Regions from separate parts of the Homo sapiens genome. Here all the other regions are linked to region 3. A link is a contact called in ENCODE Hi-C data. All regions are on one chromosome and are shown on one strand. Each heading gives the region's core, a stretch centred on a gene start or an enhancer-like site at or near the end of the contact. The rest is flanking DNA. Distances are from core to core; before and after follow the strand shown. Region 1 holds the start of ZNF800 (zinc finger protein 800). Region 2 holds the start of SND1-DT (SND1 divergent transcript). Region 3 holds the start of NDUFA5 (NADH:ubiquinone oxidoreductase subunit A5).

Evidence for each region. Hi-C counts contacts between places; a loop is a spot of excess contacts on that map. Pooled maps may share reads with other maps.
Region 1: a map of CD8-positive, alpha-beta T cell shows a loop between it and region 3 (9-fold over the local background). The contact joins the promoter of ZNF800 here to the promoter of NDUFA5 in region 3. A Hi-C loop is called at or near these places in 2 of 168 maps with a recorded cell type or tissue (CD4-positive, alpha-beta memory T cell and CD8-positive, alpha-beta T cell), 2 of 37 single-sample maps with no recorded cell type and 10 of 50 pooled maps.
Region 2: a loop to region 3 is called in a map of CD8-positive, alpha-beta T cell, with 11 times the contacts of the local background. The contact joins the promoter of SND1-DT here to the promoter of NDUFA5 in region 3. A Hi-C loop is called at or near these places in 3 of 168 maps with a recorded cell type or tissue (CD4-positive, alpha-beta memory T cell, CD8-positive, alpha-beta T cell and naive thymus-derived CD4-positive, alpha-beta T cell), 2 of 37 single-sample maps with no recorded cell type and 12 of 50 pooled maps.

What each region holds. Positions count from the first base shown.
Region 1 is chr7:127,391,151-127,394,057 of GRCh38, reverse strand. It overlaps ZNF800 (zinc finger protein 800), which reads left to right and starts at 1,350. Exons shown (of 6, transcript NM_176814.5): 1 at 1,350-1,998; 2 at 2,443-2,561. The coding sequence starts at 2,501. RefSeq lists enhancers at 551-680, 1,421-1,550, 1,395-1,895 and silencers at 991-1,390, 1,791-2,190.
Region 2 is chr7:127,650,249-127,653,358 of GRCh38, reverse strand. SND1-DT (SND1 divergent transcript) reads left to right here and starts at 1,527. Exons shown (of 2, transcript NR_186577.1): 1 at 1,527-1,686. SND1 (staphylococcal nuclease and tudor domain containing 1) reads right to left here and starts at 1,165. Exons shown (of 24, transcript NM_014390.4): 1 at 908-1,165. The coding sequence starts at 985. RefSeq lists enhancers at 947-1,126, 951-1,569 and a silencer at 1,367-1,616.
Region 3 is chr7:123,556,005-123,559,122 of GRCh38, reverse strand. It overlaps NDUFA5 (NADH:ubiquinone oxidoreductase subunit A5), which reads left to right and starts at 1,305. Exons shown (of 5, transcript NM_005000.5): 1 at 1,305-1,348; 2 at 1,675-1,719. The coding sequence starts at 1,328. RefSeq lists enhancers at 828-967, 1,228-1,277, 1,018-1,596, 833-2,032, 1,597-2,175.

The DNA.
Region 1 (2,907 bases), core at 101-2,600, 3.8 Mb before region 3:
AAAGATCACGTTTCTATCCCTTTCTTGTCATCCCCTAGAATCAAGCTGCTGCAATCCCCGGAGACCTAATGCAAACGCTTCACCTCCTGGACCCAAGCCATCCCGCCCCCCGCCCCCGCCTCTCCCGTAGCTGGGACCACAGGCACGCGCCATCCTGCCCGGCTAATTTTTTTTTATTTGGTTGAGAGGGCGTTTTGCCATGTTGCCAGGCTGGTCTCTAACTCCTGGGCTTAAGCGATCCTCCCGCTTTGACCTCCCGAAGTGCTGGGATTACAAACACCAGCCACTGCGCCTGGCCCAACATTTTTAAAGTAACAAATGTATCAATTTACAAACTTTCCTTTGGATTTTGAAAACTGAACTTTTTCTCTTCTAAACAAAGTCTATCTACTGAACTTCAGTTTTTTCAGGACCCCGCACAATGGCAGCTTAAGTTGGACCAACTGGAAAGGTTTTCAGTGGATCTTGGGGAGGATCGGAGACAAGGCGAATGGGCTTTATTCTCTTAAAATTTCCTGACGGGCGGTGGACACATATTTGCTTGATGTCACCAAGAGCAAGAATTACGTTCCAGGAGCTGGGAGGAAACAACGGAGGCGGCTCTCTCGCCCCCAAGAAGCGGCCCTTGGTTGGCAGAATTTGACAGATGACTGGGATCTTCGAGGATTTTCCAAGCAGGATCGGGGCGCAGAAGAGGAGGGAAAGTGCGTGAGCCCACGTGACCCAACTCCACTTTCAAGTTTGAGAAGCGGAGCTGCCAGGATAAATACCCATCTGCTACCAATAGATGCTTTCCCTCCCTTGGGCCTGATAAAAGAATCCCCAAGTTCCGGGAGGCATGCTTCGAAAATTGTTGGCAGGAAAAAAATGTTCAACTTTTGCCATTTAGCAATGCACTGACAGCCTTTTGGGGATCATCACTACTTATGGCTCATACATCTGCCCACCGCTTCCTAAGTCCTCTCCCAACCCTCCCCGAGTTTCAGTTCCACTGAACAGAGAACAGCGAGAGCAACAGTTTGGTGGCCGAGCAGCCCGTCTCCGTGGGCGCGCACGCCGCATCGCGGGCCTCACACCTCACTTTGGGCTTCGGCTCTCGGTCGGCCCGAGACTCCGGCCGCGGCCCTGGTGTCCCCCGCCCCGGTTCCCTCCCCTCGGACACGGCCCTCGCGCCGGCGGCCCCGGTCCCCTCCCCACCGGCCGCGGCGGGCACAGCGCGTCGCCTACCCACAGGCGGGGGCGCCGGCCGGGCGCATGCGCGCGGCGCTCCCGGGCGTGCCGGCCACACTCCCCCCACCCACTCGGTGAGCTTGTCACTTCCTGCCCTCGCCCCATCTCCGTCCGGGGTCAGTCAGTCGCTCCCTGTCGCTGCCGGAGAGTCTCTGCTTCCCCCTTCCTACGCGCTCCGCGGCGGTAGCTCGGGCTCTCCGGAGGAGGGGGCGACAGAGTAAAAGAGAGGCTGACTTAATAAAGTTTCCTGAAACAACAACTACCACCGAAAAGGCCCAAGGTTGGGGGAGACCCCCATTTTTCTCCGCCCCTCTCCTAAAGCCTGAGGGACCGTTGCAGGTGGAGCGGCGCTGGTGGGACCCGGGTTGCGGCGGCAGCCGTTGCCCCGGCGAGGGAAGCCTCAGGTCCTGCCCGCTCCGGTTCCGGCTCCTTCGGTGGTGGCGGCGGCAGCTGCTGCCGGGCGGTTCCTCCTGTCAACTGCCTCCGCCCGCGCGCCTCCCGCCTAGCCACACAGCGCGGAGGACGCCGTGAGCCGCCGCCGCAGTCGTCTCGGCCCGCGGAGGGACGTGGTGAGCTGTGGCGCTTCCGCGTCAGCGCCGGCGGGGACTCTTTGGGAGCGCGTCGGGCCCGAGTCCGGGTTCCCCCGCGTGGTCAGCGGAGGCTGCGCCAGGTGGGGCCCGCAGCCGCCTCCCACGCCAGGCTGTCCCCGCGGCCGCCCGGCCTGCCTTCCTTCCTTCCGCCCGCCCGCCGGCCCGCCCTAAGAGTTGAGTAAGTTGGGCGCACTTGGTTGTGGGGACGGGGTCTCCGCCAGGGAGACCCCAACGCACGTGCGTAGCGGGAGGGCGCGGCGTGGGCCAGCAGCCGGCGGGAGCGGCACCTCCGTAGTCCCGGAGCCCGGCGGTGCCCGCCGCGCTCTGCGCTCCGTTTCCGCGCGCCCGCCCGGGACGGCGAGGCCGCAGCCGCCCGCGCTGCCGGCCAGGCCTTCGCCCTGCGCTGCGCACCCGAGGCTGCGTTTCCGGGTAGGGCGATGAACCTGTGTGGGGAGTTTGGGCTGCAGGAGGGTTTGTGCGTCTTTCTGTTTTCTTTTCGAGAGGGAGGTGCGGGTCCGTGGAGGGAAAGCGGAGAGCTGATGATGGGAACGTATCTGGAAAATGCAGCCAGTGCCCCCCAGGAAGTTCAGGGCGAGTGACGGGTTTGTGCTTCTTTCAACAGCCACGCCGCAATGAAGAGCTTCTTACAGTGAAAGCAAAGTAGGTCGAGTCCACTGAAAATGCCTTTAAGGGACAAATACTGTCAGACTGACCACCATCATCACGGATGCTGTGAACCAGGTAGACCCCTCTTCGTCCGCAGTTGCTTTGCCCTCCATCAGAGCCACTCTGCCTTCTCTTTTTTTCTAGCTTTTTTTCCTCCTGCCCCAGTAGTCATTCTTAAGCAGGCTATGATATTCCCTAGCATAAGCCAGTTATGAAGCTAAAAGCTTGTACAAACAAGAGGTCTCCCCTGCTTGATCCCTTAAAAAAAAGTACTGCAAGTGTCACCTTAAATCATTTCCACAAGATCAGTCGCTCAGTCTTTTTTCTTTCTTTTTCAAGGCATCCTGCAGTTAATATACTCCTATGGTCTGTAAATGTTTAAAATTGAAGAGAAAGGAAAACATAGAATACTAGATTTGTT
Region 2 (3,110 bases), core at 278-2,777, 4.1 Mb before region 3:
ATGTCAGGTTCCAAGATTTGGAAGGGTTTTGGGGAGGACAACTGGGGGCAAGTGATAAACTGAATTTATATTATCAAATTATCATGGAGCTAGGAGTAAATTGTAAAAATAAACTTTGCAGGTTCAAATTCAAAATTGAAGAATTTTCAAAAAGTTGAGGGTATATAAAATCAGGCAGAATCTATAGTGCTATGAGCACTAGACCAGGAATCCGAACACTTGGGCTCTTGCTATGGCTCCAACCCAAACCACCATGTGACCTTAAGCAAGTCACTTGCCTTCTTCAAGCCTATCTCCTTATCTTTAAGGGACGGGAGAACAATGATGATTACTAAGATTCTTGCCGGCCTAACCTTTTAGAAGTCAAAAGTACACAAAGATCAGGAGCTTTCAGGTCGACACAAGAGGTGGAGGGAAAGAGAGGAAAAGAGGGCCACAGAGTGAGAAAACTTGGGAGTCAAGTAACAGCGTTTGTGGGAACAGAAAAGTTTCATGATGGCCAAGTACTAGTAGAGAAGAGCCGATGTCAGGATCTCGAAAAACTACTAACTACTCAGCATATGTCAAAATGAACAGAAAGACGGGGGATGGGAGGACAGATATCAACGAATTGTCTCTGTTAATCAATCAGTAATCGATCTGTCCTGGTAAACAGACAGGAGATCCGAATGCCGCAACCTCGGAAATCACTGTGACCCCTGATGTCAAGGTGTCCGGGAGGCAAGGAACAAGGGGACTCCGTGTCTGCTTCCGTCTAGTGAGAGGATTCGGAGAATCGACGAAAAGTGAGGAAGGGGGCAGAGGAAAGGGGATCTGGGACATGGAGCAGGCTGGCGGAAGGTGGAGTCAATGCCTGACTCCCGCCCGAAGGCAGGCAGAGGGGTCGGTGTCCGGGGCCCGTTCTCACCATCTTGATGATGCCCCGCTGCACGGTGGGGACCGCGGGTCCCCCGGAGGAGCCGCCGCTCTGCGCGGAGGACGCCATGTGTGGAGATGCAAAGGCAACGAGTGGAGCGGCTGGCCGGACTGGAGGTGTCAATGTGGGTGTCGGTGTTGGTGAAAGGGAGTCGAGGCGAGGGGCAGGCTGGCTACCAGCTGCGGACGGTGGACGGGACGGACTCGCCGGGCGCTCACAGGAGCAGCAGCGGGACACGGAGCGAAAGAGACGCGATCTCCGCCGCCGCCACACGTTCTACTCGCCGCGCAAGCGTGCCAGAGCGCCACCGCCCTCCGCCCAATTAGCGCCCAGAGCCCGCCGGCCCTCAGGCCAATAGGCACCCTGCTCGCGGAGCCCCGCCTCTTGGTCCCCAAAACGGTGGTGAGTTCCAGGAAGCGCTGAAAGAGTTGATTTGCAAGGATGGGCTAAATATGGGGCGGGACTTCCGGGGCAGCCGGAGTAGGTAATGTCGGGAGGTGTAGTGGGAAGGAAAGGACACGTCAGCATCTGGCCGCGGGGCGCGGGGGGCCATGGGAGCCCCAGGGGCGGAGCCAGCCGCGCCCTCCCGCCTGACCTCGCCCATGACGTCCTTCCCCGCTGGCCTCAGGGGCGCACACTTGTATACCCACCTAGGTGGGCGCCGCTGTACCCGGGAATGCGGCCTGGGAGGGTGGAGCCACGCAGGCAGAGTCCTGGAGGAATCTCCGTACCCGCTCCACTCGACTTCCGACATTTTACCTTGGCTAAAAGTATGGAGAGAACTTGGAAAATCAGAGCTTTGTGGAACCTCCTACCGATGTGGGCTTTGACCTGCCACGCGGCCGCGCGCCCTTTTTGTAGTCAGAGAGTGTGCCTCGCCCTTGTTTGTGTCGCTGGGGTCTAGCACTTGTGAGGCGTTCCATTAATGTTTGTTGGTGGGAGGAATAAATGTCTCAGAGGAAGGACATGCCACGTATACAGGGGAGAGTGACCCTCGTTCTTCGGTCTCTTCCCAGCTGCTCCCGTGACGTTAGGGAAAAGGCTCGCTTCACGCTCTCACCCGACCCAGTGTGAAGCGCCTCCAGCCACCGGATACCTTCCCTAGCCCCAGTAAAAAGGTCGGGGAAGGAACGGGAAAGCCAAGGCCTACAAATATTTAAGTGACTGTTTAGCGAGAACTAATATTCGTTGAGTGCCCACTATGTGGAACCAAGGACCTTGCATGTGTTATGTCATTTAATCGTAAAACTTGGCTCTACACTGAAGACAGTACTTCCCTTGCAGTTCTTTTTGTTTCTTTGGTTTTGTGGCTTTTTTGAGACAAAGTCTCGCTCTGTCGCTCAGGCTGGAGTGCGGGGGCACGATCACGGCTCACTGCAGCCTTGACACTCCCAGGCTCAAGCGATCCTCCTGCCTCAGTCTCCGGTGTAGCTGGAGCTGGTACCACGGGTCCGCGCTACCACGCCCAGCTAATTTTTTTTTTGTAGAGCTGAGATTTCACTATGTTGCCCAGGCTGGTCTCCTGGGCTCAAGCTATACTCCTACCTCGGCCTCCTAAAGTGCTGGTATTACATGCATTAACCACAGTGCATGGCCCCTTGCTCTCTTAAAAGATTGTAAGTTTATTCTCCCACACTAAACATATCCCAGGGTTAAGTTTTGAGGTCACCTTCTTAGATCCCTAATTTGCCACCCTTTTCCAAAAAAAAAAAAAAAAAAAAAAAAAACCTCTGTGGAAGTTGGTTCCATCAGATTATACCCCTCTCTATCTCGTGGCTTTTTATCTACCGTACCCCTATTTCTACCGTGTCATTCATTGAAATTGTTAACACTTGGTGCACGGTCTTCAGCCAATAATCCTGAAATACTTCAATATCTACGAGCATGACTTATCCCATACCCTGACCTCTTTGCTCCTTGATCTCATCTTCAGTAAACTTGACCTCTGCACCAATTTAGGACGTTCTCCAGACAGATAAAACACCATAACTTCATAGGTACGATTGTAAACTCAAACACTTTGTCTTTGATCATAACTGCTGTCCTCTCTCCCTTCTCATTCAGTTAATTATCTTATATCTTGTATTAGTTACATAACAATTTGCCCCAAAACTTAAATACTAAAGAAAACAATAAGCATTTATCTCACAGTTTTTGTGGGTAAGGAATCTGGGGTGGGTGCCTGCCTTTTCCT
Region 3 (3,118 bases), core at 56-2,555:
TTTTATTCTTGCTTGTATTAAATCTTCTCTCTTTTTTTTCTTAGTTTCACTAAAGGTTTGCCAATTTTGTTGATCCTTTTAGGGAACCAATTCCTGGTTTCATTGATTTTCTTTATTGATATTCTGTCTCCTTCTTTTCTAATCTTTAATATTTCCTTTCTTCTGTTTGCTTTTGGTTTAGCTTTCATTTTTTCTAGTCTCATGCCTCTAATGAAAGGCCTCATCTCTTCCAACTCATTCTCTTCAACTGTTGCCTAAGTTGTTTGTATATCTGAAACATAAATTTGATGGTGTCACTTAGAAGCTTAAAAGTCTTCTCATTGTTCCCATTCCTTAAAAAGTAAAATTCAAATTTTGTATAATGGCAAACAACACCTTTCATAATCTTAACCAGTTTACCTTAACAATCAAACCCACCTTTCCAATCACATAAAATCACCTGGAATTTATATATACATTTTTAACCTCTTTTCCTTTGTACTTGTGTTTTCTCAATTTGTTCTTTTCTCCTACTGACTTTTTAGAAAGTCACCCACGCTTTTTAGTTATTTCCTTTTCCCTGGTACCATCACACTTTGCATCAACTTCTTTTAGAACAGTTACCAAATTATTTATTAATACACGCCTTCTTCATTATTCTTTGAATTCCAGGATGTGAAATCCCATTTTAGAAATTATGTCCCAGTAACTGACACATAGTGAGTGGTCAGTGTTTGTGGAGGTAGGAAAAAGTGGTATGGTCTGATATCATTTCATCTGGAAATAAGATGATGTATTTCAGCCAGTGAAATCGAAAAGAGCGATGGAAAATGACCTCACACTCCATAGGGCTTTGGTTCGTAAGACACAGAGAATACTGATATCCTTGTGCGAAGAACTAACTTGCTGTTGAGAGATCAATTCAGAGGATGCTCAAGCTCCGTTATCACTTTCATTTTACTAAACTGAGAAAGGAAGGTTGAGGAATGCATCAACGGTTAAGCACAGTGCAGGTTCCTACAGCGACTGGAGTTTTTTGGTAGTTGGGAGTGTTTCCCTCAATCTTTGGGCAAGCCGTCAGCAGTGGCAGGAACAGGAACAGACAGCTGGGAAACCCTTTCTTTCCCCAATCGTCTTCTAGCTTAGCTTTAGGCTTGTATGCCCATCGCGCATGCGTCAATTTTTCTCTTTTAAGATGGGCGGGGCAGAGTCTTTGCTCCTTTGGCGATCCTGAAGGGGTGGAGCTAAGCTGTTTCCAGGGTGACAGAGTGGCGACCTCGGTGGTCGATTGAGCAGGTCTGAGAATTGTTCCCAAAGGGTTGTGCGTCACCGAGTCGTTGGCGCTGTCATGGCGGGTGTGCTGAAGAAGGTGAGACGAATGGAGGTCACTGTTGGAATTTAGACTGTGGGGGTAGACTCAGTCCGATAGCCCTACTTCCCGCGGGTGTTGACCCCTACTGTCGCGGGCTCGGCGGTGCTTTTCGGGGACTCGTTCTGCATGCCTTACCGGGTAGGGCAGGTTAGTGGTTCCGCTCCGAGAGTCAGGAAAAAAGCTCCAAACAAGCGAGACTGAGAGACCAGTAGCTGGCTTTAGACCAGTTTTAGCCGGGGGATTCGTGGTTTTGTATTTCCTTAGCGTGCTGGATGTATGGAAACCGTAGTAAACAGCATGAATCGTGTTTTGTTTTTGAACAGACCACTGGCCTTGTGGGATTGGCTGTGTGCAATACTCCTCACGAGGTATGTACCTTTGTTCTTTCTTCGTTCTTGAATTCCCAAGGAAGACTAAATTCCTGTCACTTTGCTTATTGCAGGGTTAACGGGATACAGATGTTTCAAGCCCTTAATTACAAGCCGCGTGAGCTCTTGAGACACGGGCGCTGTCCACCTACTTCGTTGATCCGATGTCACATTTTTATTTATTTTTGCCATGACCTCTTTATTAAGCCAGTTTTCTTGTTGACTTTTTCCTTGACATTTTCATGGCTTCACTTGTGCTTGCTTCTGTCAGCGCCATCTCAAATTTATATCTCCGTTTTCCATCTTTTCTCCTTGCCTTACCGTTTCTGCTTAGGTGCGTTGGATTACATATATTTAGGCTTACTAAAGGTACTGCCCCCTTTTCCTTCTGTTAGGTCTTTTCCATCTGTATTCACGAATGTTTTCATCAAAAAAACCCACAAAATTTTTTTATTCTTCTTGTCCCTTCTATAATCACACCATTTCTTTGCTTCACTTTACAGATAACTCAAAAGAGTTATCTCTATTTTCTCCAATTTCTTTCTTATTCACCCTTGAATGCACTCAGTCACCCTTGGCGTTTTTCAAGTTCACCAATTATCTCCATGCTGCCAAATCCAATGGTCAGCTCATATTTCTCACCTTCATTGACCTAATAGCAGCGTTTTTTGACACATTTGACACTTTTTCCATCACGCTCTTTTCAAGTTCACCAGTTATCTCCATGTTGCCAAATCCAATGGTCAGCTTATGTTTCTCACCTTCATTGACCTAATAGCAGCGTTTTTTTTTTTTTGACACATTTGACACTTTTTCCATCATGCGCTTTCTTTACTGGGCTTCAGGACTCCCCCAGTCTCCTGATTTTTTCCCCCTACTCTTTGGCTTTCTCTTTTTCTGGTTATTTCTCTTATGCCCACTTTTAAAATTTGAGTTAGTCAGGATTTAGTTCTTGGACCTTTTCTTTTGGACCTGTACTCTGTCACCAAGAGAGAGCAAATCCAAATAGAGAACGGTTTTAAATACCACCTATACACTGACAACAGATTTCCATGTAAAGCACTGACCTCTTCCTTTATAAAAGTCCTGAATATTTAATTGCTTAGTGGGCATCTCTATTTGTATGTGTCAGACAGGCAACCCAAACTTAACATGTCCAAAATGGGGTTCCTGATCTTCTGCCTAAAACCTGCTCTTCTCTCAGTCTTGCTCATCTCAATTAATGGCAGCTCAATTATTTTGACTCAGGTCAGAAACTTGAAATCATCTTTGATTCCTTCCTTTCTCTTACACTCCACATTTGTTATTTCAGTAAACCCTCTAGGTTCCACCTTCAAAATATATCTTGATTTTGACAACATCTCACTACCTCCTCTGCTACTACCCTCTTCCTCAGTCA